Linked DNA regions of Homo sapiens: region 1 is linked to region 2. A link is an interaction called in ENCODE POLR2A ChIA-PET data of the cell type or tissue named here. Cell type or tissue: Panc1. All regions are shown on one strand. Links, peaks and the distances in the headings refer to the core of each region. The heading gives the core; the rest is flanking DNA.

Region 1 (16,476 bases), core at 5,982-8,481, 96 kb before region 2:
TTAGAATCAACTGACATTTATTTGAAAAATGCCTACTTCTCTGCTCTGTGGATTTCTACAATCTGTGTATCTGCTCTTTTCAAAAGTAATCCAGAAGATACATATATTATAGTTCACAAGGAACAGACCCACGAAGAAGTGGCATCGCAAAGCGACTTTCAGTAAAACTATCCTTTATTCGACCACCTTGGTTCTCACTAGACCCTGCAAATGTTTGATCATGCAAACATGATCAAGCATCATTGATCATGGGTCTATGCAATTCAAGCAGTCTCTTTCTTAATCCCAGCATAGAAAAGATGAAAAGAATAGCCATGAATCAGTAAGAAGTACAAGTGGGCCCGGCACGGTGGCTGACGCCTGTAATCTCAGCACTTTGGGAGGCTGAGCGGGTGGATCACAAGGTCAGGAGTTCAAGAACAGTGTGGCCAAGATGGTGAAACCCCATCTCTACTAAAAATACAAAAATTAGCCAGGTGTGGTGGTGGGCGCCTGTAATCCTGTCTACTCGGGAGGCTGAGGCAGAGAAGTGCTTGAACCCAGGAGGCGGAAGTTGTAGTGAGCAGAGACCACACCACTGCACTCCAGCCTAGGCGACAGAGCAAGACTCCATCTCAAAAATAAATAAACAAATAAGAAGTACAAGTGGGCTGGACATGGTGGCTCACACCTGCAATCTTAGCACTTTGGAAGGCCAAGGCAGGAAAATCACCTGAGCCCAGGAGTTCAAGACCAGCCTGGGTAACATAGCGAGACCCCATCTCTACAAAAAAATTTTTTAAATTAGCCAGATGTGATGGCGCACACCTGTGGTCCCAGCTACTTGGGAGGCTGAGGTGTGCAGATTGCTTGGGCCCGAGGGGTTGAGGCTGCAATTGTGCCACTGCACTCTGCCTGGGCAACAGAGTGAGACCCTGTATCAAAGAAAAAAAGAAGAAGAAGAAGTACAAGTGGCATCCCCTCCCATCAGCCGTCAGTGCAGAGGCAAAGCCCTGAGCGGGAGAGCACATGAAATAAAAAGTAACACAAGGCATGAGGTCTACTTGTTTCTAACTTCTATGTGTGTTTCTATCTCCCCAGCCCCCTACCCTCAACACCCTTCACCGATGTGCACCTATATAAACACCTATTCCTCTTACCACCTTACACTAAAATCCCTTCTATACAAGAACTATAGCTTTGTGTCAACAAAGCATTGCACCCCTATGCCAAAAACAAACAAACAAACAAAAAACCTTAGAAATGTTGTCATGTGGTTCGTAATCTTCCTGGAACTTACCTAATTGTAAAAAGACCCGAAAATAAAAGGACTTCTGTTCCCTATGGGCAGAGAAGTGACGTAGACTATTTTATAGTTCAATCATCTCTTCCTTTCTGGAAATTAACAGCTCGAGTCTCTATTGATTTAACATGCTGTCCCTGTGATACAGTGGGGGGTTCACACAAGTAATGAGGACAGGCCGTTCTGTGATTATTGAATCCTTCTTGTTCTTTGTTTTGTAATTTTCTCTACATGATAACAACTCCAATACATGGAATAATCTACTAAAGGGAACGAGACCAACATCTGCATGTCCTCTTGTATTTTGAAGATATAGACTGAAACATACTGTAGAAATAAGGAGATTTCAGTCTGTGTCATTGCATTGTGCTTCTGAACCACAGATATTCTTGTGAAAGAGCAGGCTCTGCAATACATTAGGACAATAAGCAAGTGCCTGGGCAGGAAATAGAGGGAGGAATGAATATACTCCTTGATTTTCTTTCCTGGGTCTCTGACTCTTTGTTTCAGAGTACTCTGAGGCTGTGTTTGCTGGGGATGATATCAACTTGCTGTGGGTAGAAATTATGACGGTGGCCTAAATTAGGCACCATGACTTCAGTGTTGGGATGAAGCGGAGGAGGGAGGAGAGGAGGCCAGAGCTGCTGTTTAAAGTACACTAAATGGAGTAACTGTCAGGATCGATCAGTTACTTTGTACCAAATTGAATCTTCAGGGATGATTCTTCCCTTTGTTTTGAGGAAGGAAGAAGCAAAGTCCTTTATTCCTCATGATTTTAAGGACAAGGGAAAGTCTTCCAAATTGTGAGAGGGGAGAAAATAAAAAGAGAAGCCTCGTTACCCTGACTACTTAGCAAATGTTCAATGAGCATCTTCTATGTGCGGAAGCCTGAGCTGGCAATGCAGGAGAAGCCCTGTCTCTGCTGTGGAACGGGGAATCGTGTGGGTGGAGAGGTCACCATGACATCCTGGCTTGTACCATGTTTGGACAGTGTTTCAGTCTCACACACTATTACAAGTCAGTAAAATTGGCTTCCGCAATCCTCCTCCCCACGCTTACCTTGTCTGGGGTCATCCCTGTGTGGTCTTCAGGTTTTGCCCCATTGCCTCCCAACCTGGACCCTCCCCTTTCATTTTCCCCTCCCTGAGTGCACCATCATTCTTTCTCTCACTTAAATGCTGCATGGGGCAGTGGAAAGAACATCGGTCTGCCCTCACTGGCTAAACTTTGATAAGTCGTTTCATTTCTTTGAGGTTCAATATTTCCTGTAAATAACAATAGCAACACTTGTGAGGATTACATGAAATAATGATTGTGAAATTCATTATAGCTAACCTTTTTTTCACTTTTAAAAAAATAGGCCGGGCGCAGTGGCTCACGCCTGTAATCCCAGAGCTTTGGGAGGCTGAGGTGGGTAGATCACTTGAGGTCAGGAGTTTGAGACCAGCCTGGTCAACATGGTGAAACCCAGTCTCTACTAAAAGTACAAAAATTAGCCGGGCATGGTGGTATGAACCTGTGAGCCCGGGTACTTGGGAGGCTGAGGCACGAGAATCGTTTGAACCCGGGAGGCGGAGTCTGTGGTGAGCCAAATGCCACTGCACTCCAGCCTGGGTGACAGAGTAAGACTCTGTCTCAAAAAAAAAAATTATATATATAGAGAGAGAGACTGAGAGAGAGAGAGAGAGAGAGAGAGAGACTCTGGTCTCCAACTTCTGAGCTCAAGTGATCCTCCCACCTTGGCCTCCCAAAGTGCTGGGATTACAGGCATGAACCACTGCACCAGGCCATGATAGTTAATCTTTACAGAAGATTTGGCACATGCAGACATCATGCTGAATGCTCGGTGTACAATATCCCATGTCATCCTCCCAACAGTCAGTAATGCAGGCATTCTCTTCCTCATTTACAGGGAGGAAACTGAGGCTGAGACTCAGTAACTTTCTCAAGTCACACAGCCAGTTTGTGGAAGTGTCAAGATTGAATCAGTTTGTGTCTTATTCCAAAGTCCATGCTAGTAACCACAATACCACACTGCCTCTGTAAATGACCCTGTAAAATGTTATGTCAACAGAAGATAATTTTTACTAGAATCACAGCTAACACATAGTACCATTCCTTTGTAGACAAATTTGAATGTACCAAAGATCACATCATTTACAGATTTTTTTTAAATTCAGGGCAATTAATTTACATACAACCACAGGCTTGTACAGGTGAAAGGGACCTTTGAGATGATCTAGGCTTGTGGTTTTCAAATTTTGCTTCTCAGAGGCCACATATCAAGCTCGGCTTTGATCTGTTTTAGAATGCAGTGTTATTTGTAAGCAGCATTTTGTCTGAAGAATGGTTCTATAGCTTATTCTTTTCTAATCCACACTATTGTTATACAGTGGCCTTTTTTGTGGCATTTTACTGAAGTCTTTAAAGACAAAAAGAGGCCCAAGTTTTCCTGACTTCTGATCCAGGAGTCTCTCCATTCCTCAGCCCTATCTCTTGACACACTGTGTCCAATGCAGTAAAGCATTGAGAATATTAAAAATTAATAATCAAGAAGGACTTTTGGAAAGAAATCTCTCTCTCTCTTTTTTTTTTTTTTTTTTGAGACAGAGTTTCACTCTTGTTGCCCAGGCTAGAGTGCAGTGGCGTGATCTCGGCTCATCGCAACCTCTGCCTCCCTGGTCCTTGTTGAAGCAGTTCTCCGCCTCAGCCTCCTGAGTAGCTGGGATTACAGGCACGCGCCACCATGCCCAGCTAATTTTTGTATTTTTAGTAGAGACGGGGTTTCACCATGTTGGCCAGGCTGGTCTCGGACTCCTGACCTCGTGATCCGCCCGCTTCAGCCTCCCAAAGTGCTGAGATTACAGGCGTGAGCCACCGCACCTGGCCCGGAAAGAAATATCTTAAGAGAGCAAATAGGTCTTGCTGATCTAAGTAAAGGCAATGTAAGTCTCAACCACAAGAAAATGAGGCATGGTAATGGGAATAAGAAAAAAAGATTCTGAGGAGGCTTGGAAATGATGGCAGCAACGAGTATTATGGAAGTTGTGTCCTATGAGAATAAACAGAAAAATACCATTTTGTTACAGGAAAGGGGTCCAGGTACAGACCCCAGGAGAGGGTCCTTGGATCTCGCTGAAGAAAGAATTCAGGGCGAGTCCACAGAGTAAATTGAAAGCAAGTTTATTAAGAAAGTAGAGGAATAAAAGAATGGCTACTCCAAAGGCAGAGGGCTGCTGGTTGCCCATTTTTACGGTTATTTCTTGATTATATGCTAAACAAGGGGTGGATTATTTATGCCTCCCCTTTTCAGACAATACAAGGTAATTTCCTGATGTAGCCATGGCATTTGTAAACCGTAATGGCACTGGTAGGAGTGTAGCAGTGAAGACGACCAGAGGTTACTCTGTGGCCATCTTGGTTTTGGTGGGTTTTAGCCAGCTTCTTTACTGTAACCAGTTTTATCAGCAAGGCCTTTTTGTTGTTGTTGAGGAGGAGTCTCCCTCTTGTTGCCCAGGCTGGAGTGCAGTGGCGCAATCTCGGCTCACTGCAACCTCTGCCTCCAGGGTTCAAGCCATTCTCCTGCCTCAGCCTCCTGACTAGCTGGGATTACAGGCACCGGCCACCAAGCCCTGTTAACTTTTTGTATTTTTAGTAGAGATGGGGTTTCATCATGTTGGTCAGGCTGGTCTCAAACTCCTGGCCTCAGGTGGTCCACCCACCTCGGCCTCCCAAAGTGCTAAGATTACAGGCGTGAGCCACCACGCCCGGCCTATCAGCAAGGTCTTTATGACCTGTATCTTGTGCTGACTAAGTCCTGTGACTTAGAATGCTTTAACCATCTGGGAACGCAGCCAATTGGTCTCAGCCTCGTTTCACTCAGCCCCTATTCAAGATGCAGTTGCTCTGGTTCAAACGCCTCTGACAATTTCATGAGGTCTTTAGGTTCATCCATTCATTCCACCATCATTTATAAACCGTCTGCTGTATGCCAGGCACTGTCGTAGGCAGAGGGACCAAAAGGTGAATAAAACAGTGTCCCTGGCCGGGCACGGTGGCTCTCACCTGTAATCCCAGCACTTTGGGAGGCTGAGGTGGGCGGATCACCTAAGCTCAGGAGTTTGAGACCAGCCTGGCCAACATGGTGAAACCCTGTCTCTACTAAAAATACCAAAAATTAGCCGGGGATCGTGGCAGGCACCTGTAATCTCAGCTACTCAGGAGGCTGAGACAGGAGAATCACTTGAATCCAGGAGGCAGAGGTTGCAGTGAGCCGAGGTCGTGCCATTACACTCTGTTGCCTAGGCAACAAGAGCGAAACTCTGTCTGAAACAAACAAACAAAAAAACAAAAAACAAAACAGTGTCCCTGAGCTCACAAATGGGTGTAGGGTTGGCCATGAGGCTGAGGGGTTGTGCAGTAAAACCAATGATAGGGATCTACAAAGAATCTTAGAGGTACTTAGAGAAGGAACAGATGTTCCTTCTCTCTCATCCAGCCATTAGTGGGGAGAGGTGGTGGTCAGGAAACACTTCCTGGAAGACAGAACACCTGAGAGAATTCAAAATGAGAGGAGATCCACGTGGGTGAGTAGCCTTGTTTTGGCCTTAGGTAGAACAGAATTTAGTTTCTACTTTCTCTGATGAGGCAGAGACGGGCAAGATGGCAAGTCTTCTTGACTGTAAGTCACAAACTGATAAACCCAAACCACATTGTCTCAGGGCAATTGCTAACTAGAATTTCTGCTTTCAATTACTAAAAATAGTTTCTTCTAATAATTTTTTCTCACAGAGATGAAAACAGCTATTCCTCAGAGTCAGAGCTGGGGAGTATCTTCCTCAGTGATCACTTAGATTTTAGCCCCTTTGGATGGCTTCTAAATAAGTGTATGCTGTGGTAGCTACACTACATATCTATGGGATGCTTGCAAGAATACAAAAATGAACTTTACTAGTTATGAGAGACTACATTGCTGAAGCCAATGGACTCTAAAGTACAGTGGTTCAAACCCAATAGAAGATTATCACACATAAAGCAGGGTGAATATTCCAAGTCAGCTGCAACGGTCTTCCGCATGGAAAATCAGGACTGCGAGCTCCTCCATCTGAGATTCAGCTTTCCTAAGGTCTTGATGTCTCTTTGGTCCAGTTAAAGGAAGTGGGGTGGGGAAGGAAGGTGTGGACACTTTCTTAAAGGGCTACGCTAGGGACTGGTACACCATATTTCTCCTTATATTTTGTTGGCAAAAATTAATCACATGGCCACAGACAGCTGCAAGAGCTGCTGGGAAAGTTAGTTCCAGGTTGCGCAACTGCTTCCAGTCATAACTCTATTTCTATGGACGAGGAAGATCTTGGTGAGCAGCTATTGTCTTACTCACAAAAGCTGAGAGAAAGAAAATGGATAAAATGGATAGCCACAGAAAATCTAAGTTAAGTCACTAATAAAAATGCCTCTCTGCTCCAGAATGTTTTATTATTATTTGCTTGGTAATATAAATACCTGACCAGAAATACCCTTCTTAAAAGCTTCAGATACAAGCCCATCCATATATGAGCAACAACCAGGTGATTATATATTGTTCATTAGTTAAAACCCTGGTTCCTTTTTTTTTAATTCCATGAATCTGATAATGAGATAGTATTCACAGCAGGAAGTCATGGGAAGCTGTCAGATTTTTCTAATCAGAGCAATTTAAAAACATAAATATTTTTCAATGCCTTTCCTACACTAAATATTTTGGGGTAATAGTTTTAAAAAACACTGTCATAAATAGATATATTTATATACATACACACACAATTAAGACCGAAATACAAGTGATGTAACTCAGTAATATTACTGATTGCTAAAGGGGTTGTTCAGGAAAAAATGTAGGTCAGAAGGCATGGTGAAAGGAAGATTAGTGCAAAGCCTGAGCTATGGGTAAAATGTTGATAGGTATAACGGATGGGGATATAGATTGGATGTTTGTCCCCCCTTCAAATCTCATGTTGAGATGTGATCCCCAATATTGGAGGTGGGGCCTGGTGGGAGGTGATCGGATCACAGGGGCGGATCCCTCATGAATGGTTTAGCACCATCCTTTTGGTGATAAGTGAGTTCTTACTCTGAGTTAATGAGATACCTGGTTGTTTAAAAAGTGTGTGGCACCATCCCCCTCAACTCTCTGTTGCTACCACTCTCACCATGTGAGACATCACTTCTCCCCTTCACCTTCCGCCATGATCAGAATCTTCCTGAGACCGTCACCAGAAGCCAAGCAGATGTTGGTGCCATGCTTGTACAGCCTGCAGAATTGTGAGCCAATTAAACCGCTTTTCTTTATTAATTATCCAGTCTCAGTATTCCTTTATGGTAACACCAGAATGGCCTAACATGAATGGGAAGTCATTACATGTATCAGAGTTTCAGAAGCAGATGAGAACAAAACATATGCAGGGCAGAGGGGAGATCATCATCATGAATGCAGAAGTTGATAACAGTGACTCATTATGATGGAGATTTTCCATGAATGAGATGAGGGTCGGAGAACAGGAGTTAACCTTCTATTCCCTAGGTGAAGATGAGGCAAAAAGTAGTATGTGTAGCTTAAAAACAGACCGATGACATTCTGTTACTGTCTTCATTGAAACATTATGAAACATCAGTTTAAATATGTTATATTTAATCATTTATTGAAAATGTTTGCTGGGCATGGTGGCTCATGCCTGTTATCCCAGCACTTTGGGAGGCCAAGGTGGGCAGATTACTTGAAGTCAGGCATTCCAGACCAGCCTGGGCAACATGGTGTAACTCTGTCTCTACTAAAATAACAAAAACTAGCCAGACAGGGTGGCACGTGCCTGTAGTCCCAGCTACTCAGGAGGCTGAGGCAGGAGAATAGCTTGAACTCGGGAGGCGGAGGTTGCAGTGAGCTAAGATCACACCACTGCACTCCAGCCTGGGCAACAGAGCGAGACTCCATAAAAAAAAAAAAAAAAAAAAAAAAAAGAAAGGAAGGAAGGAGGAAAGAAGAAAGAAAGAAAGAAATGAAAAGAAAAGAAGAAAAAAAAGTTTGACTTAAAAAAATTTTTTAGCCTGGGATAGATTTCAGGTTTGAAGCACCTGAAACAATTTTCAGATGAAAAATAAGATTCTGGCCGGGCAAGGTGGCTCACGCCTGTAATCCCAGCATTTTGGGAGACAGAGGAGGACCGATCACAAGGCCAGGAGTTCGAGACCAGTCTGACCAACATGATGAAACCCTGTCTCTACTAAAAATACAAAAATTAGTCAGGCATGGAGGCGCGCACCTATAATCCCAGCTACTTGGGAGGCTGGGGCAGGAGAATCGCTTGAACCCGGGAGGCGGAGGTTGCAGTGAGCGAAGATCATACCACTGCACTCTAGCCTGGGTGACAGGGCGAGACTCCATCTCAAAAAAAAAAAAAAAAAGAAGATTCCATTTAGTATAAGTGTGACTGATGTGATGTACTTAGTAAAAGGCCAATAAATAATTGTTATTTAATTGATAAACATTGACAAGCACCTTAAGATAGATTCATAGAATCTATGTAGTAGGCAGAATTTTAAAAGTAGCCACTAAGATTCCTATCCCCTGGCTCTTCAACCAAACACAAATCTAGGCAATGCTATGAAGCAATTTTGCAGGGATAATTACAGTCCCAAGTTAGTTGACTTTAAGATATGGAGGCAGTGAGTTATCTCTGGCTGAGAGCAAAAGATGATGTCGGAGAGATCGACAAGGCATGAGAAGAACTTATTGGGCTATTCCTGACTTTGAAGATAGAGCAGACCACATGAAAAAGAATGTGGATGGCCTTTAGAAGCAGCAAGTGGCCTCTGAGTGGCAGCCACCAAGGAAACAAAACCTCAGTTGCAAGGAACTAGATGCTACCAACAACCTGAATGGAGTTGGAAGATTCTTTCTGAAAGCTTCCACATAAGAGCCCAGTCTGGCCAACACTTTGATTTCAGCCTTGTGAGACTCTAAGCAGAGAGCCCGGTTGAGCCCCTCCAGACTTCTGACCCTCAGAACTATGAGCTAATATGTAAATGTTGCTTTGAGCTGCTAAGCATGTGGCGATTTGTTATATAGCAGTAGAAAACTAATACACATAGATATGTGAATGAGATTCAAGCAGATGGCCAGATGTGGTGGCTCACACCTGTAATCCCAGCGCTTTGGAAGGTCAAGGCAGGGGCATCACTTGAGGCCAGGAGTTCGAGACCAGCCTGGCCAACATGGTGAAACCCTGTCTCTACTAAAAATACAAAAATTAGCCAGGTGTGGTGGTGGGAGCTTGTAATCCCAGCTACTGGGGAGCCTGAGGAAAGAAAATCACTTGAACCCAAGAGGCAGAGGCTACAGTGAGCTGAGATTGCACCAGTGCACTCCAGCCTGGGCGACAGAGCAAGACTCTGTCTCAAAAAACAAACAAACAAAAAAACAAATTTAAGCACAGTGTGGTGGCTCACGCCTGTAATCCCAGCACTTTGGGAAGCTGAGGTCAGCTGATCACTTGAGACCAGCATGGGCAACATGGCGAAACTCCATTCTCTACAAAAAATACAAAAATTAGCCAGGTGTGGTGGCACATGCCTGTAATCCCAGCTGCCCAGGAGGCTGAGGCGGGAGAATCACTTGAGTCCAGGAGGTGAAGGTTACAGTGAGCCAAGATCATGCCACTGCACTCCAGCCTGGTGACAGAGCCAGACCCTGTTAAAATAAATAAATAAATATATATATATATATATATATATATATATATATAGTACAATCTCTGCTTATTTTATATATATATAATTTATATAATATAATATAATATATAATTATAATATATAACATAATATATATTATATAATATAATATATAAATATGTATATTTATATATATATAAATTATATATATATATATATATAAAAATAAGCAGAGATTGTACAATTCAAGACCCAGTTTTAATCTTCCATGAAATCCTTCCTGATCACCCCAGAGTGATCCTTTTTTCCTCTCTACTTTTACAGGACTTAGTTTTTTATCATTCTGGAATCAGATATCACAAATTACCTGGTACTTTGTGTACCTAACTTGTTTTATCCCCCCAGATGATGAGCTCCTTGATGGCAAGAATCAAGTCTTTGCAATTTCTGCTTCTAAGAGTTCGAGATTATAGGAGGAGGTGGTATGCAAGCCAGATTTTCAAGAATTTTCTATCAAAAAATACAAATGAAATGTTCTTGAGGATGAGCAAATGGCTATTGATTTCTCTCAATAAATAAGAACCTGAGACAATACTCAGTTGCTAAGATCAATGTTAAAGATCTGTGAGTGCTAGCCTGACCAGGGTACTATTGCTACATAATGGGCAAACCAGAATGACTGGTTTGACTCATAAAGGTATAATTGAGACCCTCCTCCATTTATGAGTCTGTTTTATTCTTAGTGCCAGTTATTACTCCATAACCATGCTTTCACCCTGTTCCTGTTTGCTGCTGAAGCTGTGATCCTGGCAGGGCATTAAAGCCTGGCTTGCAAATTCTAATGTTTTTTTCTTAGGTAATCATGTGAAAACAGTCCTACCAGCCTCTAGATGCAATATCATTTATTTCCAAGAAGCTCCTTAATTCACATCTTTTTGATGCACATCTATTATAAGTGGATTTCATCCATGTACTTTTATGCATAAGCCACTAATGCAAATAATTTAAATATTTTTAATGTCCACATGTTATAAACTGGTAGACTGATTCTGTAAAGGATTGGCAATGCACTCACATAGTTCTGGAAGGAGTGTGAGAGCCTTCTTGGGACAGATAATTCATTTCTTCTTCCTTCCCCCATGGGTAGCAAAGGAAAAATTATCCCTTTTGAGGAAACCTGCAGTGATAGAGCGAGTGAGGGAGTGATCAGACAATCCCTGAAACAGAATATTTTGCTTGGGATCAGTGGGTTTGTGTGTGTGTGTTTGCTTTTTGTCTTTTTTTTTTTTTTTTTTTTTTTTTTTTGATACAGGGTCTCACTCTGTCACCCAGCCTGGAGTGCAGTGGTGCAATCTCAGCTCACTGCAACCTCCAACTCCCAGGTTCAAGCGATTCTTCTGCCTCAGCCCCCCAAATAGCTGGAATTACAGGTGTGTGCCATCACACCTGGCTAATTTTTGTATTTTTAGTAGAGATGGGGTTTGGCCATGTTGGTCAGGCTGGTCTAGAGCTCCTGACCTCAGGTGATCTGCCCGCGTCGACCTCCCAAAGTGCTGGGATTACAGGTGTAAGCCACTGCACCTGGCCAGGGACCAGTGTTTAACCTGAGGTTAGAATGCCTGGCCAGGTGTGGTGGCTCACGCCTGTAATCCTAGCACTGTGGGAGGCCCAGGTGGGCAGATAACCTAAGGTCAGGAGTTTGAGACCAGCCTGGCTAACATGGTGAAACCCCGTCTCTACTAATACACAAAAATTAGCTGGGCTTGGTGGCGTGTGCCTGTAATCCCAGCTACCCAGGAGGCTGAGGCAGGAGAATCGCTAGAAACCGGGAAGTGGAGGCTGCAGTGAGCCGAGACCGGGCCACTGCACTCCAGCCTGAGCAACAGAGCGAGACTCCATCTCACAAAAAAAAAAAAAAAAAAAGCCTGATTTTAGGAAACTGTCATGGCATTCAATGGTGACTGGACCTGGTAAGTTTAGGAACAAAATCAAATGTGGTTTTCTTTTTCTTTTTTCAGTTAAAAAAAGATTTTAAGATTTGCCAGCAATATTTTTACTGGATCCTCAGCCTCAAGTACCCTACAATTGTTCTTCTACTTTTAGACTAATCTATTCACCCCTTTTCCCGTTTTGCAGTAATTCAGAAAGTATCTTAAAGTCCTACTCAGTCCCTTCCACCACTGCCATATTCAAGTACGTATTGAACAAATCCAGGATATTCTACCTCCAAAATATCTTTCTTTCTTTCTTTTTTATTATTTATTTTTTTGAGATGGAGTTTTGCTCTTGTTGCCCAGGCTGAAGTGCAATGGCACAAACTCGGCTCACCACAGCCTCCATCTCCACCTCCCGTGTTCAAGCGATTCTCCTGCCTCAGCCTCCCGAGTAGCTGGGATTGTAGGCACGCGCCGCCACCATGCCCAGCTAATTTTGTGTTTTTAGTAGAGACAGGGTTTCTCCATGTTGGTCAGGCTGGTCTTGAACTCCCCACCTCAGGTGATCCGCCCGCCTCAGCCTCCCAAACTGTTGGGATTACAAGCGTGAGCCACCGCGCCCAGCCTCTCAAAATATCTTTCAAAATCATTCTCATGTCTCCATCTTCATCCCCCTCCTTTGGTTAAGATCTCCAGTCTCCTGGCCTTTCTTCCCTGCAAACTTGAGCTGAAATGATTTTTCTAAAACATCAACCTAGTCATAACTCTCACTGTTTTGCTTAAAATCCTCCATATCATTTCCATCAGGGTATACTTTAAACTCATGAGCTAGACAGACCATGCCTTTGCCTGCTTTGCCAACTTTAACTCCTGTCTTCTCCCCCTTCTTTTGCTTCAGTATTTCTCAAAGTATAGTCTTTGGACCATCCCCAAAAGAATTGCCACTTATTAAAATTACAGATTTGGCCAGGAGCAGTGGCTCATGCCTGTACTCCCAGCACTTTGGGACGGGGAGGCCGGTGGATCTCTTGAGCTCAGGAATTCAAGACCAACCTGAGCAACATAGTGAGACCTCATCCCTACAAAAAAATTTAAAAATTACTCAGGTGGGGTGGCATGCACCTGTGGTCCTAGCTACTCAGGAGGCTGAGGCGGAAGATCACTTAAGCCCAGGAGGTCAAGACTGGAGTGAGCCGTGATTGCACCATTGCACTCCAGCCTGGGTGAGAGAGGAAGGCCCTGTCTCCAAAAACATTAAGTAAATAAATAAAATTACAGATCACTGGGCCCTGTCTGAGGCCTGTAGAATCTGAAACCATGAAGGTAGGATCCAGAAATCTTTCTGGTTAACAAGCATCACCTCTGAATTGATTCTTAGGCAACATGAAAACAGAATAGCTGCTAGTAGCTACTTCTTCAGTGCCTCACATTCTCTCTTCTTCTTGCCTTTGATGGGATTGAAAATATGCTTCCCCAAAATATGGCACCTTGACATGTAACGAAACAGCAGAAGCAAGCCATAGAAACTAGAAAGAATTCCCTCTGCCCCTTCTCGCCTGATGTGCGCCATAAAACCCAGCTGACCTTCCCTGAAAATAGGTCATAAAACCTCATTCCAGATATTCTGCGGATAGACCCTTTCCTATACCCAGAGGAGAAGACTATCCTTACTCTGGAAGACACACAGAGATGCCAAGAAGACTCTAAGCAAACAGGCCTTGCTTACCTCCCCACAGTGCATTGCCATTGGCTCATACCTTCTGTCCTCTGATCATATTTCTGCAACACTGTCCATAAAAATATAATTTTTCCTCTTTCTTTGGGTCTTCATTTCTGAAGGCTTCTGTGTCACATAAATTTAAATTAAATAAATGTGTATGCTTTTCTCTTGTTAATCTGTCTTGTTATAGGGGCCTCAGCCATGAAGTTTGTGATGGGTGAGGAAAAGCTATCACTGGTCCCCAACACCTTTCTTTGTGCTGTGTGCCCCGCACACAACACATGCTTCTTTGCCTGGCTGACTTTGGACTGCCTTTCTAGAATAGTTTAAATCCTCCCTAAGAGTCACCTCGAGAGGCTGGGCACTGTGGCTCATGCCTGTAATCCCAGCACTTTGGGAGGCTGAGGCAGGCGGATCACCTGAGGTCAGGAGTTCGAGACCAGCCTGACCAACATGGAGAAACTCCATCTCTACTAAAAATACAAAAAATTAGCCAGATGTGGTGGCGCATGCCTGTAATCCCAGCTACTCGGGAGGCTGAGGCAGGAGAATCGCTTGAACCCGGGAGGTGGAGGTTGTGGTGAGCCAAGATCGCGCCATTACACTCCAGCCTGGGCAACAAGAGCTAAACTCCATTTAAAAAAAAAAAAAAGAGTCACCTCGGGAAGCCTTCCCTGACCCTGCTAGGCTGTCTAAGGAACTAGCTTCTGCATTGCCCTTATCAATATTATCAAAAAATAACAATATTTGTTATTGTTGGTGATGATTCTTTTACCACCAGATTAGATGCTTATAAATGGGGACTGTTTCTTTCATCTCTGTCCACAGAGTTTGGCAGAGTTCTGCGGATGTTGTGGTTCCTAGTAAGTATTTGTACATTTGTGAATAAATAAATGTACAATTTTCAGATCTTAGTATCTTCAGTATCTTCACATAATTTGATACGAGGAAAAAATTAAGAGTTTCTTAAACTCAGGGAATTTTGCTTTTTTCTAGTAGACAGTCATTGATTGTAACTCATAGCATCAATAATTCCAATCACTGGTAGACAACAGTTTTGTAGATAAAAACACTTGTTTCTCTGAATTTTTCATTTTTTCCCGAGGATGCCCTGAGCTCTGATGTACTGTGCTATAGGAAAGACAGATGGATCTGGGAGTTGGACAGTCCTGGATTTCAATCTCAGCTCCGCCAAGCGCTAGCTGTGTGACTTTTAGCAAGTTTTTAAATTTCTCTGAGTCTGTTTCCTCATTGTGTGAGTCAGAGAAGCCTTTCTACACATGAACAGAAGTAATGATAGTATGCAGTCATAGAGGGAAAATGGTATGGAACAAAATACAGTGTGTAAGACAATAGCAGGTAGTGAAAAAAGATCATTCTCTTTTCTTTATAGTAAAAAAGGAACTTAAATTGTTACTGCATTTCTGTTGTTTGTTAAGTGTTTTGTTAGATGTTGGAGATGGAAGAGTAATGGATAAAAATAGAGAGATTATATACTTTCTAATTCAAGAGATAGTATTTTTGAGAGAGCTTGTAAGGTATTGAGCATTATAAACAAATTAATAAACCAATTTTATTAATTTTTATACACAAAAAAGTCTCAGCTACAAGGAGACTGCCAGTTGTCCTCTAGAATCCGTTCTCTCCTTCTTCTACAGTAGTAGAATCCTTAACTTTAAGCCAAGTACATGGCCACCTGGAATAAAAAGGTTACAGTTACATGTGACCATATGTCTTACTTTTGGCTAATGTAGTATGAATATAATGTAAGGAAATTCCAGGAAGCATCCTTAAAGAGAAGAATGCTCTTCTTCCATTTTCTTATTTATTTGTTTATTTATTTATTTGTTTGTTTGTTTGTTTATTTGAGACTGAGTCTCACTCTGTTGCCCAGGCTGAAGTGCAGTGGCTCAATCTCAGCTCGCTGCAAACTCTGCCTCCCGGTTCAAGTGATTCTCATGCCTCAGCCTCCCGAGTAGCTGGGATTACAGGCACATGCCATCACGCCCAGCTAATTTTTGTATTTTTAGTAGACGCAGGGTTTCACCATGTTGTCCAGGCTGGTCACGAACTCCTGACCTCAAGTGATCCGCCTGCCTCAGCCTCCCAAGGTGCTGGGATTACAGGCGTGAGCCACCTCTCCTGGCCCCATTTTCTTCTTTTTGCTGATAGATGGTGGACTTGATAATTGGAGTAAGAAAAGTCACTGGGGCCATAATGTAGAAGCTATGTGTTGAGGATGGAGAAGCAGCAAAACTCAAGGAGCTTGGTCCCTGATGGTCTCAAGATGCTATCATATTAGACATATATTGCCTGTGTTTATCTGAGAGACAAATAAACTTTAACTCACTGTTTGGGGGGGGCTTTCTATCACTCACAGCTGAAGTTAATCCTAATGCAAACTAATAGGTATTTACAAAACTTCAAGCTGCCTTTCCAGTCTGGTCTCGAACTCCTGGCCTCAAGCAGTCCTCCCACCTTGGCCTCCCAGAGTGTTGAGATTACAGGCATGAGCCACTGTGCCTGGTCCTTTTTTTGAGTTTTTAATGCAGAAAGGGTTATGTCATAATGGTGAGTTAAAACAATGCAGGAGACAACGTTGTGTGTGCAAAAATACATAGAAGACATATAGGAAGAAAATATACCGAAGTATTAATTTATTGGCTTAAGATAATAGAAAAATGGGTAGGTTTTTTTCCAGTTTCATATTTCTGTATTTCCCCCCAGTTTTTAATTAAAAATTATATTTTCCTTTTTTTTGAGACAGAGTCTCACTCTGTCGCCCAGGCTGGAGTGCAGTGGCGCGACCTCGGCTCACTGCAAGCTCCGCCCTCCCG
Region 2 (16,476 bases), core at 13,051-15,550:
AAGGCATTTTTTTCCATTTCTTTTGAAAGTAATTTTAAAGAACTCTAAAAAAATTTAGTAGGCAGATACATTTAAATGAGTTGATCTTTTATTTGTAAGCGTTAGACCAGGCGTCTGTTAAAACAGAAGTGACATTTATTTTGGCTAAACAGTTTCTGTTCTACATATGTGTTTACATTGCATTTTCACACTCCATAAATTGAACAGCGCAAGTACCCATATTTTTGTTGACTAAGTTTTACTGTAATATTTATCAAGGAAATGGGTATTTAATGACCATTTAATAATAAAATAAATTGTACAATTATTGTGTTGAAATAAGATTTTACTGAGACATGAACTGTTGTTATATCAGTGTGTGCAGCTTATTTGAATAGTCTTGCAGCATGAACATTTTTGCTTCTTAACATAAGGATCCATGTTCTCATCACTAAGATTTAACAGACATTAACATTTTGCTGTTTGCTTCAAATTGATCTCAGAGGCATGTTAACCAACTTTAAATATTGCCACTTCACTATTTCCCTAGAAGTAAGTACTATCAAGTTGGTCTTAGTAGTTTTAGTGTTTATACAACTCAAGCATGTTTTTAAATACTTTTGCCACATATTCATGTATGTAAACTAATCTGTTGCTTTGTAAATTTTATTTGTTTTTGTTTTTGTTTTTTTGACACGGAGTCTCGTTCTGTTGCCCAGGCTGGAGTGCAGTGGAGTGATCTCGGCTCACTGCAACCTCTGCATCCCAGGTTCAAGCTATTCTCCTGCCTCAGCCTGCCGAACAGCTGAGATTACAGGTGCCCGCCACTATGCCTGGTTAATTTTTTTCTATTTTTAGTAGAGATGGGGTTTCACCATGTTGGCCAGGCTGGTGTCGAACTCCTGACCTTATGATTCGCCTGCCTCAGCCTCCCAAAGTGCTGGGATTACAGGCGTGAGCCACCGCTCCCAGCTTCTGCTTTGTAAGTTTTATAACTTTGCATAATGGCATCACACTGTATGTATCATTTTCCAGCTACTTTGTTTTGATTTACTCATGGTGATACAAGTTAATGTAGTCTATACTTTTAAATTCTGTAGAGATTTACATTGTATCAGCATTATTGTATGCTTCTGCTTGTATATATGTGAAAATTTCTCTGGGTGGATACTCTATAACCAACAATTCTCCAGGAAATTATATGCATTTTTATTCTACCAAATATCACTCTGGAGATTTCTCATGCTGTTTGGGTTCCTAATTCTTTATGTGTGACTTATTTTTTCCCCTTTTTTCCCTCTGGGAAATGTTAGGTTTTATCTTTATCACCAGTGTTTTGAAATTTCAGTTGCTTTTTGTGTCTCTGTATGTGTGTGTGGTTGGTTCTACTTTCAGTCCTGACACTTAGGGTGTTTAGTTCTCTTTCCTTTTCTTGTTCTTTCTCTAATAGCTGTTAGTTTCAGGACTGATCCTGCAGCTTTCTTAGTTTTATTCTTTACTACTTTGAGTCTGTTTGGTTTTTGTGAAGGGGAGGGGTCTGGGGGATTTTACTTTTGATTTTTTTTTTTTCAGTTTGATTTTCTAAACTTTTATTGACAATTTTCTGTCATTTTAATTATTTTTATTTTATGTTATGTTATGTTATGTTATGGTATTGTATTGTATTGTATTGTATTGTATTGTATTGTATTGTATTGAGATGGAGTTTCGCTCTGTCGCCCAGGCTGGAGTGCAGTGGCACGATCTCGGCTCACTGCAACCTCCATCTCCTGGATTCAAGCGATTTTCCTGTCTCAGCCTCCCGAGTAGCTGGGATTACAGCCCACAAACCATGCCCGGCTAATTTTTGTATTTTCAGTAGAGATGGGGTTTCGCCATGTTGGCCAGGGTGGTCTCAAACTCCTGACCTCAGGTGATTTGCCTGCCTCGGCCTCCCAAAGTACTGGGATTACAGGTGTGAGTCACTGTGCCTGGCCTGTCATTTTTATTTTTAAAATGTTTTCTTTAACTTGACATTATAATCTTACATATGTATTAGGTATAAAATGATGTTATAACATATGTATGCAGTGTAAAATGATTGAATCAAGCTAATGAACATATCTATCACCTTACATAATTATTATTTATTTCACCTGTCTAACCACAACTTTCTATCCTTTGACCAACATCTCCCCATTTTGCACCACCCTCCCAGCCTCTGGTAACTACCATTCTACTCTCTGCTTCTATGAGTTTGATTGTTTTAGATGTCACATGCAAGTGAGAATATACAATATTTGTCTTTCTATTCCTGGCTTCTTTTACTTAGCATAATATCCTCCAGGTTCATCCATGTTGTTGTAAATGACAGAATTTCCTTCTTTTTTTAAGGCTGAACAGTATTCCATTGTGTATATATACACCACATTTTCTTTATCCATTCATTCATTGATGGACACTTAGGTTGATTGCATAACTTGGTTTTGGTAAATAATGCCACAGTGAACATGGGAGTGCCGATACTTCTTCCACATACTGAATTCAGTTCCTTAGGGTTATATACCCAGAAGTGGGATTGCTGGATCATATGGTAATTCTGGTTTTAGTTTTTTGAGGAATAGATAGTTGTCCAGAATTACTGTAATAATTTACATAACCACCATCAGTGTACAAAGGTTCACTTTTCTCCATATCCTTACCAATACCTGTTATCTTTTCCTAATAGCCATTCTGACAGGTGTGAGATGATATGTCATTGTGCCTTTAATTTGCATTTCCCTGATGATTAGTGAGGTTGAGCATTTTTTCACATATCTATTGGCCATTTGTATGCCATTTTAATTTCAAAAAGCACTTTTCTTTCCTCTGAATTTTTTTATTTTGAAAAAAATTTTTTTAGAGACATGTTGTCACTCTGTTACCCAGGCTGAAGTACAGTGGCCCATCACTACAGTCTTGAACTCCTGGGCTAAGGCAGTCCTCCCGCTGTAGCTTCCCTAGTAGCTAGGACTACATGTGCTTGCTACTGTACCCAGCTAATTAAAATTTTTTTTCTTTTTTTTTTTTTTTTTTTTGAGAGACAGAGTCTCGCTCCATTGCCCAGGCTGGAGTGCAGTGCTACGATCTCAGCTCACTGTAACCTCTGTCTCTCAGGTTCAAGTGATCCTGCTGCTTCAGCCCCCCAGTAGCTGGGATTACAGGCACGTGCCACCATGCCCGGCTAATTTTTGTAATTTTAGTAGAGATGGGGTTTTACCGTGTTGGCCAGGCTGGTCTCGAACTCCTGACGTAAGGTGATCCACCCGCCTCGGCCTCCCACAGTGCTGGGATTACAGGCGTGAGCCACTGTGCCCAGCATAAAAAATTTTTTTTTATAGAGACAGAGTCTCACTTTGTTGTCCAGGCTGGTCTCGAGCTACTGGCCTCAAGCAATCCTCCTACCTTGAACTCCCAAAGCCCTGGGGTTGCAGGCATGAACTACTGCATCACCCAGCCTGGTTTTGTTTATTTGTTTGTTTGTTTGTTTGTTTTTAATATCTTTTTGGTTCATGAATAGAATACTTTTTTATTTCTCTTAAGGATTTTTTTTTCCCTAGTCCTTGCATGGTTTTTTCCTTCTGATTCCTTTTTCTTTGTTTGATTTATTTTGCTTTTCATGTTGTATGTTTCCTTTCAGTATCTGGTAATCTTTGGATAGCTCCTCATATTTAAGTGTAACCCTGACAGCCTTGACAGGGATGTCATTTGATAGGCCTCGCTGTGGGATGATTGTGGAGACCAAGCATTTTATGGAGTATTCCTGTGTGTAAGTAATCTGTGGGTACTTTCTCTGGGACTAGTGAATTTCCTCAGAGAGCAATAGAGCTGTTGCCTGCTTGTGGTTTCCTTGATTTCTGGGAGTTGGTAAAGAAGGCTGAGCAGGCCGGGCGTGTTGGCTCATGCCTGTAATCCCAGCACTTTGGGAGGCCGAGGCGGGCGGATCACGATGTCAGGAGATCGAGACCTTCCTAGCTAACACGGTGAAACCCCGTCTCTACTAAAAATAGAAAAAATTAGCCAGGCGTGGTGGCGGGCGCCTGTAGTCCCAGCTACTTGGGAGGCTGAGGCAGGAGAATGGTGTGAACCTGGGAGGCGGAGCTTGCAGTGAGCCGAGATCGCGCTACTGCACTCCAGCCTGGGCGACAGAGGAAGACTCCATCTCAAAAAAAAGAAGAAGGCTGAGCAGGCTGAGCATATCAGCATTCATTATGCAAATTTATAGTTTATATCACTGGTTTTCTGTAAGGCTTCTTGCTCTGGTCCTCAGCTAAATCTGCTGTCTCTAAACCCAGAGTCTCTATAGTTCACTCTTTGCAAGATAGACCTCCAGTCTTTTGCTTTTTTTTTTTTTTTTTTGAGACGGAATCTTACTCTGTCACCCAGGCTGGAGTGCGGTGGCGCAATCACTGCAGCCTCCACCTCTCAGGTTCAAGTGATCTTCCTGCTTCAGCCTCCTAAGTAGCTGGGATGACAGGCGCTTGCCACCACACCAGGGCTAATTTTTGTATTTTTAGTAGAGACAGGGTTTCACCATATTGGCCAGGCTGATCTCAAACTCCTGACCTCAGGTGATCTGCCCGTCTCGGCCTCCCAAAGTGCTGGGATTACAGGCGTGAGCCACCCCACCTGGCCTTTTCTTTCTTTCTTTTTTTTTTTTTCAAGAGACAGGGACTCACTGTGTCGCTCAGGCTAGAGTATAGTGGCATGATCATAGTTCACTACAGCCTCAATCTCTTGGGCTCAAGTGATCCTCCTGCCTCAGCCTCCCAAGTAGCTGGTGCTGCAGGCATACGCCACCATGCTAGGCTAATATTTTTCCCCAATTTTTTTTGGTAGAGATAGGGTCTTGCTATGTTGCCCAGGCGGTCTTGAACTCCTGGCCTCCAGTGATCCTCCCAGCTAGGCGTCCCAAAGTGCTTGGATTCCAGGCATGAGCCACCATGCCCAGCCCAGACATGTATTAAAACTACCAAACAGGCCAGGTGTGGTGGCTCACACCTGTAATTCCAGCACTTTTGATGTGGGAGGATTGCTGGACGCCAGGAGTTCAAGGCTGCAGTGGGCTATGATTGTACCACTGCACTCCAACATGGGTGACAGAGCAAGATCCTGTCTCTAAAAATAAAAAATACATGTCTGCAACCTATTTAGTAATCTTCTCCTTTGAGTGGTGGGGTCTACGTTCCTTTGTCTTCAATCTGAACAAGACTTAGTGACTTTCTTGTAACCAATAATGCAGCAGAAGTGACTTCTGAGGGTGGGTCAGAAAATACCATGTAGCTCTGCCTGGGAAACCAGGTGACATGTAAGAAGCCTGACCGTGTTGAAATCCTCAAACTGGAGAGGCCACATACAGAAGATACTCCTTGGGACAGTCTCAGCTAAATTCCTAGCCAGCATCCCTCATCAGCTGCCTATCATGTTAAGTGAGCTTTCAGGTGACCTTCTCCCCAGCCAGTATTTGTATGCAGTAATATGAGAAAACCCAAGTGAGAACTGTCCACTTGAACCCTTACAATTAATGAGCCAATACTGATACATTGTTAACTAAAGCCCATAAAGCCCATTCTTTATTTGCATTTTCTTAGTTTTAACCTAATGTCCTTTTTCTATCCAAGATCCCATTAAGGATGTACCACGTTACATTTAGTCATCATGTCTCCTTAGGCCCCTGTTGGCTGTGGCAGTTTCTCAGGCTTTCCTTGTTTTTTATCGCCTTGAAAATTTTGAGGAGTACTGGTCAGATATTTTGTAGGATATCCTTCTATTGGAGTTTCTCTAATGCTTTTCTTATGATTAGACTGGGGTTATTATGGATTTTGTTTTGGAGGAAGACCACTGAGGTAAAGTGCCTTTCTCATTAGATTATGCCAAGAATATAAACCGTTGATGTCAAGTTTGATTACCTGGCTGAGGTAGTGTTTGTCAGATTTCTCCACTGTAGAGTTATTCTCTCCCTCGTTTTCATTTTGTACTTTTTGAAAAGAAAATAACTGCCCAATCCACCCTTATGGGGTGGGAAGTTGTGCTTGACCTATTTGAAGGTGGAAGATCTACATAAACTGTCTGGCATTCTTCTGCATTAAAGGTTTGTCTGGTATCCCCATTCATTTACGTATTCAGTCCTTTATTTTTATCAGCAAAGACTCATGAATGTTTGTACTATGGGTTATAATCCAATATTACGTTATTTTGTTGCTCAGATTGTTTATCCATTAAAAAAGAAAATGATCTGTCATAGACCAAGAGTGGTTATAACATCTCAGAAATAGAATCACTGGATCGGAATTTCCAATTATTATATAATCTTGGTATTTTTAGGATACATTTCTAAGCCACCTTAGCATGTTTGGCAAAATCACAGGTGGAGAGATTTTCCATAGCCAGTCTACCTTGCTTGTACTACACTGTACTTGGAATGACTTAACTGAGGCTTACCTTTTAGTTTTCATTTTTTAAATAAACTTTTAATGTTGAAATAATTTCAGATTTACAGAAAAGTTTGCAAAGGTAGTACAGAGTCTTCCCCATCTACCCCCTACCCAGTTTCCACTAACGTTAACTTTTTTTTTGAGACAGGGTCTTGCTGTGTCACCTGTCATACCACTGGAGTGCAGTGGTATAATCAGGGCTCACTGCAGCCTCAACCTCCCAGGCTCAGGAGATCTCCCACCCCAGCCTCCTGAGTAACCCAGGCTACAGCCGTGCGCCACCATGTCTGGCTAATTTTTAATTTTTTGTAGAAATGGAGTCTCATTATGTTGTCCAGGCTGATCTCGAACTCCTGGGCCCAAGTGATTCTCCTACCTTGGCCTCCCAAAGTGTTGAGATTACAGGCATGAGCTACCACACTTGGCCACTAATGTTAACTTTTTGCATTTACTGTAGTGCGTTTATCAAAAACTAAAAAAAACTAACATTACTCTTCTGTTAACTAAACTCTAGTCTTTGGATTTCACCAGTTTTTCTAGTAATTCTGTTTATCTGTGTCAGTATCCAGTCAGGGATATGACATTGAGTTGCCTTTTGAGCCCCTGAACATTTATATAACTATTATTTATTTTTTAAAAGGAAGAAAAAAGCTTGCGATACATTAGCCACTGAAGCCCAGAGTTTGAGAATGCAAGATTTAGGCTAGTCTTAATAGGTTCGATTTCTGATTAGCCACTTAGTTGTGTTGTCTGGATACCCTAGGTATCCCAGTTTTCTCAAGGTAAAATGAGAATATAAATAGTGCTAACCTTACTAAGTTGTTATTAGAATTAAATGATATAGTGTATATCAGTATCTTAGTGTAGTGCCTGACATATAGAACTCATTAAAAAATGAGGCATTGTTATCGCTATTTATGTTACTTTTCTAGTCGAAAGAGCAACTTACTAGCCTTCAGAAACCTTTGGGAAAAATTTTATCCATGAGCCTGAAGCATCCCTAACACCACCGCATTTTCTTTGATAGGAAGCAGATGGGATTGACAGATTGTGCTGTTCTTAAGCCACGCTTGCCAATGTCCATGTGCCCCCTCTAAAAAAGTGTGCCAAGTGCAGTAAGGAGGAGAATTTTGAAGTATTTGGTCGTCTTTTCTTGAAGTTTTATGATTTTTTGTTTGTTTGTTTTTGAGACGGAGTCTTGCTCTGTTGCCCAGGCTAGAGTACAGTGGCACGATCCCGGCTCACCACAACCTCTGCCTCCCAGGTTCAAGCAATTCTCCTGTCTCAGCCCCCCGAGTAGCTGGGATCACAGGCACCCACCACCATGCCCGGCCAATTTTTGTATTTTTAATAGAGACGAGGTTTCACCATGTTGACCAGGCTGGTCTCAAACTCTTTGCCTCAAGTGATCCGCCCGCCTCAGCCTCCCAAAGTGTTGGGATTACAGGCATGAGCCACCGCACCCAGCCTGAAGATTTTTTATTAAAGGTTTCCCTGATAATTGTTTGCTTTTTTGATATTTGTTTTTCTAAAGAGTAGAATTTAAATAAGTTAATGTTTGTGAAGCATTTAAGACAGAGCCTACCACAGAACAGGCACTACAGAAGTATTTGCTTGTTCCTTGGTCCCTCAAATAAGATAAAAGCGTAACATAATGTGCCTCTGTTACAAAAATGAAACGAAATAATAAGAGGTACGAGGGCCATTAACTCTCTCAGATTACTTCCCTGGTTGTCTCTGCAGGGGCTTGGTTTCGGACCAGACCTATGTGCAGTCTGCCCCATCATGCTCTTAAGACTGTTGAAGATTCTTACTTTTGGTCATAGGGCTGGTAAAAGTGCAGGTAGTGTCTGGCATTTGTAATTACTAGGGAATAAAGGGAGAATGAATTAGTTTAAGCAGTTTTTTCACTACGTATTTTGCAGTTGAAAATTTCATTACAATCACAAGTATCCCATATATGGCTACTAGGAAGAAATGGTCATGGCCGGGCGTGGTGGCTCATGCCTGTGATCCTAGCACTTTGGGAGGCCGAGGTGGGCAGATCACAAGGTCAGGAGTTCAAGACCAATCTGGCCAACATAGTGAAACCCCATCTCTACTAAAAATACAAAAAATTAGCTGGGTATGGTGGCGCGTGCCTGTAACCCCAGCTACCCGGGAGGCTGAGGCAGGAGAGTGGTGTGAACCTGGGAGGCGGAGGTTGCAGTGAGCCGAGATTGTGCCGTTGCACTCCAGCCTGGGCGATAAAGCGAGATTCCATCTCAAAAAAAAAAAAGAGCCGGGTGTGGTGGCACGTGCCTGTAGATCTCAAAAAAAAAAAAAATAAAAATAAAAAAAAAAAAAATTGAGCCAGGTATGGTGGCACGTGCCTGTAGTCCCAGCTACTTGGGTGGCTGAAGCAGGAGAATGGCTTGTGAACCTGGGAGGCAGAGGTTACAGTGAGATGGCACCATTCAACAGAGTGAGACTGTATCCCCTCACCCCCCAAAAAAGAAAGAAAAGTGATTTAGTAAATACAGCCAACAATTCTGTTTCATTTGCATTTAAGTATCTTTTAAAGTTGCCTTTCAGATGAAATAGCCTATACAAGCAAGCATATAAAAATGTACTTAGAACTAGGCTTTAAAATCATTGTATCACAGAGAATTAAACCAGCATGTTCAAAAGTAATCAAGCATATTCTGTTACATTGCTCTCAGTACAAAATATGACATTCTACTGATAGAATGAAAAATAATTTTTACATGATTTTAATCTTATCCTTTCAGGACTCTTTTTCTATAAATACATTTGTAATTTATTAATACAGTATCACATATAACCCAGGAAAATTATAAAACTGGTATGTAACTTATAAATATTTACATATATATATCGAGTGGTTCATCAGATTTTTTTAAATGGCGATATGTAATTTTATTGTAAAGTTCAATAATGATCATACCTGGAAAAAATCTCACAAAGATACGTAGACCCAAATGGAGGTAAATTGATCTAGACCAGTGTCTCTCAAAACTTTAAATCACCAGCATGCTTTTTTGATGATTCCATCTAAGATCTATTGAAAAAAATCCTTAGGTGTGGGAATAGGGCTATGGAGTCTGCATTTTGAGCAGATATAACAGCAAACATTTTATGGTGTTTATTGTGTTTTAAGTGCTGTTTTAAGCACTTTACATTGACTCATTCTTCACAGCAGCCCTATGAGGTATAGGTACAGGTGACTAAGAAATTTGCCCAAGGTCACCTAGTTAGAGTGTAGGGTTAGCATTGTATGTAGAAAACATACCAGAGAATTCTTTTGCATACTTTTGGGAACCATTACTCTAAGTCTAATCTAAGTCATTTGAAATTGGGAAAGCTTTATTCTATAAAATAGTAAAGTTGGGTAGGCGGGGAGAGGGTGATGCATAGTAGTACTTTCCAATTCTAAGGATTTTAAGTCTTTGTCAGTCAACACTGGGTAGCTACTTCATGGATTTTAAGTTCAGCAAAGTGAAGTCCATTTTTTAGCACCATGTTAAAGGTATGTTTTTAACAGAATCAAAGTAATGATAAGGTTTTCAGTTTTATAGATATATAGTAAAAGTGATAAAACCAAATGTGTGTAGAATGGAGATTTTTATGTTTTAATTGAATTTTGGGGTTGTCTTTAGGTTCACTGGGAGGAGAAATCTTGATTTCAATACTTGCTTTTGAAAGTCTTCTAAAGTATATTAGTATACCTTCCTACCTTGATTTATTGAACAAGATGACTCACTGTTTTGAATATTCTCATTGTCCAGTCTTCTGTAAACTTACATGTCGAACCCTAGACTCACCTTGTAAATTAAATCAGAATGAAATTATTAATGAAGTTTTATTTCTTGTTTTTTCCTTTCTCCTAGAACAGTGGTCTCAACGTGGCTGCACATACAAGTCACCAGAGAGGCTTTTAAAAGATGATATCTGTGTCCCATCCCTAGGGATTCTGATTTAATTGGTCTGATTATTCTTACGCGCTAGGGCTGAGAAACCACTGTTCTGTAGGATGTAGGGGAGGAAATTTCTTGGGCTTTTGTTGTTGCTCCCGTAAATTAGGATAATACTAAAAAAAATACTTGAGGTAGGAGTTACTAGACTATAGAGGGAATATTGTACATACATTTTCTGTCAAATTTAAACATTTAACACCTGCATTTTTTATTTCAGATTTATTGCTAAACATGGGTGCATTTTTGGATAAACCCAAAACTGAAAAACATAATGCTCATGGTGCTGGGAATGGTTTACGTTATGGCCTGAGCAGCATGCAAGGATGGAGAGTGGAAATGGAAGATGCACACACAGCTGTTGTAGGTATTCCTCACGGCTTGGAAGACTGGTCATTTTTTGCAGTTTATGATGGTCATGCTGGATCCCGAGTGGCAAATTACTGCTCAACACATTTATTAGAACACATCACTACTAACGAAGACTTTAGGGCAGCTGGAAAATCAGGATCTGCTCTTGAGCTTTCAGTGGAAAATGTTAAGAATGGTATCAGAACTGGATTTTTGAAAATTGATGAATACATGCGTAACTTTTCAGACCTCAGAAACGGGATGGACAGGAGTGGTTCAACTGCAGTGGGAGTTATGATTTCACCTAAGCATATCTACTTTATCAACTGTGGTGATTCACGTGCTGTTCTGTATAGGAATGGACAAGTCTGCTTTTCTACCCAGGATCACAAACCTTGCAATCCAAGGGAAAAGGAGCGAATCCAAAATGCAGGAGGCAGCGTGATGATACAACGTGTTAATGGTTCATTAGCAGTATCTCGTGCTCTGGGGGACTATGATTACAAGTGTGTTGATGGCAAGGGCCCAACAGAACAACTTGTTTCTCCAGAGCCTGAGGTTTATGAAATTTTAAGAGCAGAAGAGGATGAATTTATCATCTTGGCTTGTGATGGGATCTGGGATGTTATGAGTAATGAGGAGCTCTGTGAATATGTTAAATCTAGGCTTGAGGTATCTGATGACCTGGAAAATGTGTGCAATTGGGTAGTGGACACTTGTTTACACAAGGTATGTAAACTTTTTTGTCATTAAAATAACATGTTAATTTTGAAAAGTTACGGTAGGTAAAGTTAAGCTAACTTAAAATTTTAAAACTTTTAATATTTTCACAGAAGCTGTATATTTTGAAGTACTTTACCAGAAATGAAACCATTGTTTTCTTTGCCATCCTTGTTTGTCCCAGCCTTCTAATTTGAAAATTAAGCTTGATAAATTTGAGGCATTTGTTGTCATTTAAGTACTTCATAGCTTGTTGCTGTAGCAAAAGCATTTACACAGAGTGACTTTTTCTTGACATTGGCAGTAACCATCTTATGCCTGATTATGAAGCAGCTTGATAAAATATGTATATAGTAGAATTCTGTACTAGATATTACTAAAAGATCAAGAGCCATGTGAAATATTGGAAGATGTACTAGATGCCTAGCCTGTATAAAATTTAGTCCTGAGCCTCCTAGCAGTGAAGACAAAAACTGAAATAAAAATATGGGTTGTATATTTCTCATTGTCTTCTAAAAGCAGCTCTTATCTGGCAATACAATCTAAAAAGGATTTACATGTGGCTCTCTAAGTAATACATGACTTGGATAGTATCTTTTGTAGAAGATAAAATTCTTTTCATATAGATGTTTTTATTATTTCTGATTAAAAACCAAAGGCTTCTATAAAACATAATCTTGTGAAAAATTCCTGTGGAACACTAAAGTTTATTTAGATTTGTAATTTTGTATGAATCATTGCTTGATACAGTAATAGAAAAAAAGTCCAGAGTAATAGATAATTGGCAATCCTTTGAATATCTTTAAAATACTCAGTTGTTTCAAGTGGGTTTTTGACAGCATCTATATATAATTCAATTAAAATTTGAGTTATCTGGCCAGTGTCTGGAGTGTGTAAGTATTTGACTGAAAAGATACCAAGGTAAAACTGACCTTTAGTTACATGAAATAAATAAAGGGTTTGACTTATTTATTCTGTCTAGATTAGAACCACTGTATCTCCCTACTCCAAAATGTACTGTGGAAGGTATGGGCATAACCAGAAAGTTTTTCAGAAAGGATCTCTGGGTCTCTGGAAATGCCCAGATTTTGGTTAAATACCGATTTCTTTTTAATAGAATGGAAAGAGGCAGTTTTAAAAACAGAAGATTTAAAGGCCGTTCTTGTCAGTGGACAGCCTTTTTCTGAAAGGATTTTAATGATGGTACCTCTAGCTCCTCTGATTTTTATTTTTAACACACTGTATCTTTTTACTTCTGGATGAGTTAAGTAAAGAAGTATTGATGGTTGTCAGTGATCAAATAGTAAGTGGGTCTAAAATTATGTATTTGTCTTTGAACTCTAAATGAAGCAATTCTGACCTGTAGATTTTTGAGACAAGCATAGGCATATGTTTGTTGCCTGACTAGCTAATGAAAACAGCATTTTCCCCAATTATAAAAAAAAGGTATATACTTACTATTGGAAAAAAAATCCAGATGATGAAGAAAATATAGAGAAACACCCAAAATTTTGCCATCCACCCTAAGTCAGCTACTTTCATTGTTGTGGTGTATATTGTTCCAGTCTTTTCTGCCTGCCTGTGAGTGTGTGTATTTTTATAAAACCGAGATGATTATACTTGTTATTCTACAGCCTGCCTTTTCCAACAATATATTGTAGAGAGATCTCCATGCCTATAAGTATTGATCTGTATCATTTTTCTTGGCTGCGTAGTATTTTATTGAAAGAATGAGGTTGTGAGGGAATAGCCAAAAAATCTATTAGGTCTGTAATTTGGACTAAGGAAAGAAGTTTGTGTTAGTAGATTAACTCACTTATCCATTGAAAGGATGCTAGTTTTTGAGAATTTTGACTCGACCCTTCTGAATGAGGTTTAAATATTTCTGGTGGTATATCTTCACTTGCTAGCTTTTATCAATTTAGAGTGATTAAATGTTCATGTTGATGGTGTTAAAAGATTCTAGATGGCATCCTAGAATCTCAGAAATGAGGAATGATAATAACAGACAAGAAGTTGGGGCCCATGATTCATTCAATGTTAATGGAAGCTGACCATCATAGTTCCTTCTAATGGAGCTGCATTCAAATTGAAATCAGTTTGGAGGTTTGAATTGAAACAAAACAGACTTAAAATTATTTTTGAACCTTTGAAAGTTACTTATGGAAACCTTCATTTCTGTTTAACTTCGTAATTTTGTCTTTCCATTTATTTGTATTGTAAAAGCAAGGGTTAGCAATAAGATCAAATATAATTACTTTGAATTTACTCAGAAAAATTGTAAGTTAAAAATTCATGGAAAGCACTTAGCGATTGCACAGTAGTTACCTGCTGTAAGAGGAGAGGAAACATTAATAAGTAGATGTTTCCCTGATAAGAGATTTAAATGAAGTCCTAGTTTTTTCTAACACCTCCATCACTTGTCATACTTTCATAATTTATAAGCACTTTTATCTTAACTCATTAAATCTTGGGAGGTTATCATAATCATAATCGTGGTAGTATTAGTAAATTATTGCTTTCTGTAAGCCAAACACTATTCTAAATACTTTACATATTTTAACTCATGTAATTTTCACAACCATATGAGGTAGTTAAGATGACGAGGTCAGGAGATCGAGACCATCCTGGCTAACGCAGTGAAACCCCGTCTCTATTAAAAAATAGAAAAAATCGGCCGGGCGTTGTGGTGGGCGCTTGTAGTCCCAGCTACTCAGGAGGCTGAGGCAGGAGAATGACTTGAACCCGGGAGGCAGAGCTTGCAGTGAGCCGAGATCACGCCACTGCACTCCAGTCTGGGTGACAGAGCGAGACTCCGTCTCAAAAAAAAAAAAAAAAAAAAAAAAAAGATAAGCATTTTTCAGGGTTGCCAGTTAATATTAATCTGTAAGTGTTGTATGACTGTGGTCAGGTATTATCCTATTTAAATTAGGTATTTAACTCGAGGGGAGAATGGGAGCTAAGAAAGCAACCCTCCCATTTTATTTGCAATGCTGGCATTTATGGTGTTTACTGCCAACTAATTTCGGGTTGCTTAAAATATGTAACTGCCACGTGCATAGCTTTTCATAACTTGTAAATGATACATACTTATTAATCCTCATAGTAACTTTCTGAGGTGAACAAAATAAAAAGTTTTTTTAATTTGCAAGTAAGGAAATGGAGGTTGTTTGATATTAAAAGATATCCATAAGTCATATACTTGGTGAGTATTGAGGCTGAGACTAGTTTTCTGACTCAAGTTTAGTATTTTTGTTAACAATATTTCCCAGAAGGGCCTGATAAAATAAAGAAGAGTGGGTGTGGGTGTGGGTGTGGGTGTGTGTGTGTGTGTGTGTGTGTGTAAGTGTCTGTCTGTTTCGGTTTTCATGGTCTGAGAAATTTTTCCCCAAGGGAAACATTAAGACTAAATTTTTTTTGTAACAAATACAGAGATGTTTGAAGTAAAGTGATTCCCCTTGATGTTTCTGCTTTCCAGTCTCATCTCACTTAGGGAACCACTGCTCATGGTTTGCTGTATATCTTTCCAAATGGTTCTCTGTGATTATTGATAGAAATGTATAAACGTAAAATAGGATTTTTTCTTTTTTTGTATTTTATAGAAAAAGATCATGCTATGTTTGTTACTTTGTCACCTGTTTTGTTTTTCTTAAATTATAAAAGTCGGTATTCTTTTAAATTGTTCTTTTAAAACATTATTTGATTTTCCAAAATTTCATTTATATACCATCTACCAGAAGCCTATTTATTTTAAAACATGAGATAGTACCTCATAGTTGGATAAAATTGAGGGAAATTATCATTTTCCAAAGGCAACATCATTCTATATTAATTTATATAACATAGAAAATGTAACCCCCTCAATAATTGTTTAGTTCTAAACTCAGGAGAATTGCTTGAACCTGGGATGCAGAGGTTGCAGTGAGCTGAGATCGCGCCATTGCACTCCAGCCTGGGCGACAGAGTGAGACTCCGTGTCAAAAAAACAAAAACAAACAAAAAACTGTATCAGATTGTTTTCTGTTTAAGTTTAGATGCCCTTATTTATGGCAGGGGCACTGGCGTCTTTGATCTGGTACTATGATTATTAAGAGTGTTAACTGCTGTGCTGTTGTAAAAAGTAAAAAGAACATGTAATAATCAATTTTTATATGCAGAGCTAATTTCTTTAGTTATCCAAACTGGATTTAGAAAAAAAAATGTTTTATTTATGGACTTAGTGAAAACTTTATACTGATTATACAAGGATGTTTTGTCTCTAAAAAACAATGGCACAAAGGAAAGGACCTTTTCTGTTGCTGTATAACAGCTACTGAAACATATTCATACTTGGTGTTTAGGGGAAAGCCATCTTTACATAGAAATAGAAGCAAGCCAGGCAAGGTGGCTAAGAAGCAACATCACTGAAATCACACATGCCTGAGATGTAAATATAAATTATTTCCCTTAAATGTCTTTGGAGAACCATAAATTTATTGGAACTCTCTTTCAATTAATTTTCCAAAAGTATTTATATTTTATAACTTACAAAAATCGAATGGAAATTAGATAAGGAAATGTTCCACAATGCTCATGTTGTTGTTACCAAAAACTCAAAAGGGTTAAAAGAAATTAGATTTCTAAAAGTGTAAGGTGTTAATTCCGTTTATGCATAAAATTGCTTTATAAAGTGTAATTATGCTTGATTCTTTTTTTGTTGTTGTGTTTTAGAAAGGGTGTCTCACTGTGTTGCCCGGGCTAGTCTCAAACTCCTGGCCTTAAATGATCCTCCTGCCTCAGCCTCCCAAACTGCGGGGATTACAGGCAGCCACCATGCCCAGCTGTTTGATTCTTGAATATCCATGGTGTACTTTAAAATTATTTTTAATTAAAAATTTTTGCTTGAACTGCCCTTATGACATTTATACAAGTATATTCATATAACCAAACACATACAGTATTTCTAATATAAAAGTTTTGGTGGGTTTCATTAAGGAATGAATTAATTTGGCCAATTTGGA

Evidence for each region. ChIA-PET counts read pairs that join two places held together with the same protein. Peaks named below come from ENCODE experiments on the same cell type or tissue, not always from the same donor. Only the 100,000 strongest peaks of a DNase experiment are listed, where the experiment ranks them.
Region 1: POLR2A ChIA-PET joins it to region 2 with 23 read pairs; 4 of 35 experiments call an interaction of 5 or more read pairs at or near these places.

Annotation. Positions count from the first base shown.
Region 1 is chr2:44,101,599-44,118,074 of GRCh38, forward strand. It overlaps LOC124907757 (a long non-coding RNA gene), which reads left to right and starts at 5,739. Exons shown (of 2, transcript XR_007086300.1): 1 at 5,739-5,868; 2 at 6,074-6,747. RefSeq lists an enhancer at 5,694-5,743. In Panc1, for the core only: no CTCF peak of the experiment used is centred there; no DNase peak of the experiment used is centred there.
Region 2 is chr2:44,190,561-44,207,036 of GRCh38, forward strand. PPM1B (protein phosphatase, Mg2+/Mn2+ dependent 1B) reads left to right here. Exons shown (of 6, transcript NM_002706.6): 2 at 10,626-11,485. The coding sequence starts at 10,640. Among named protein-coding and RNA genes, the nearest start is that of PPM1B, 30 kb to the left of the region's middle. In Panc1, for the core only: no CTCF peak of the experiment used is centred there; no DNase peak of the experiment used is centred there.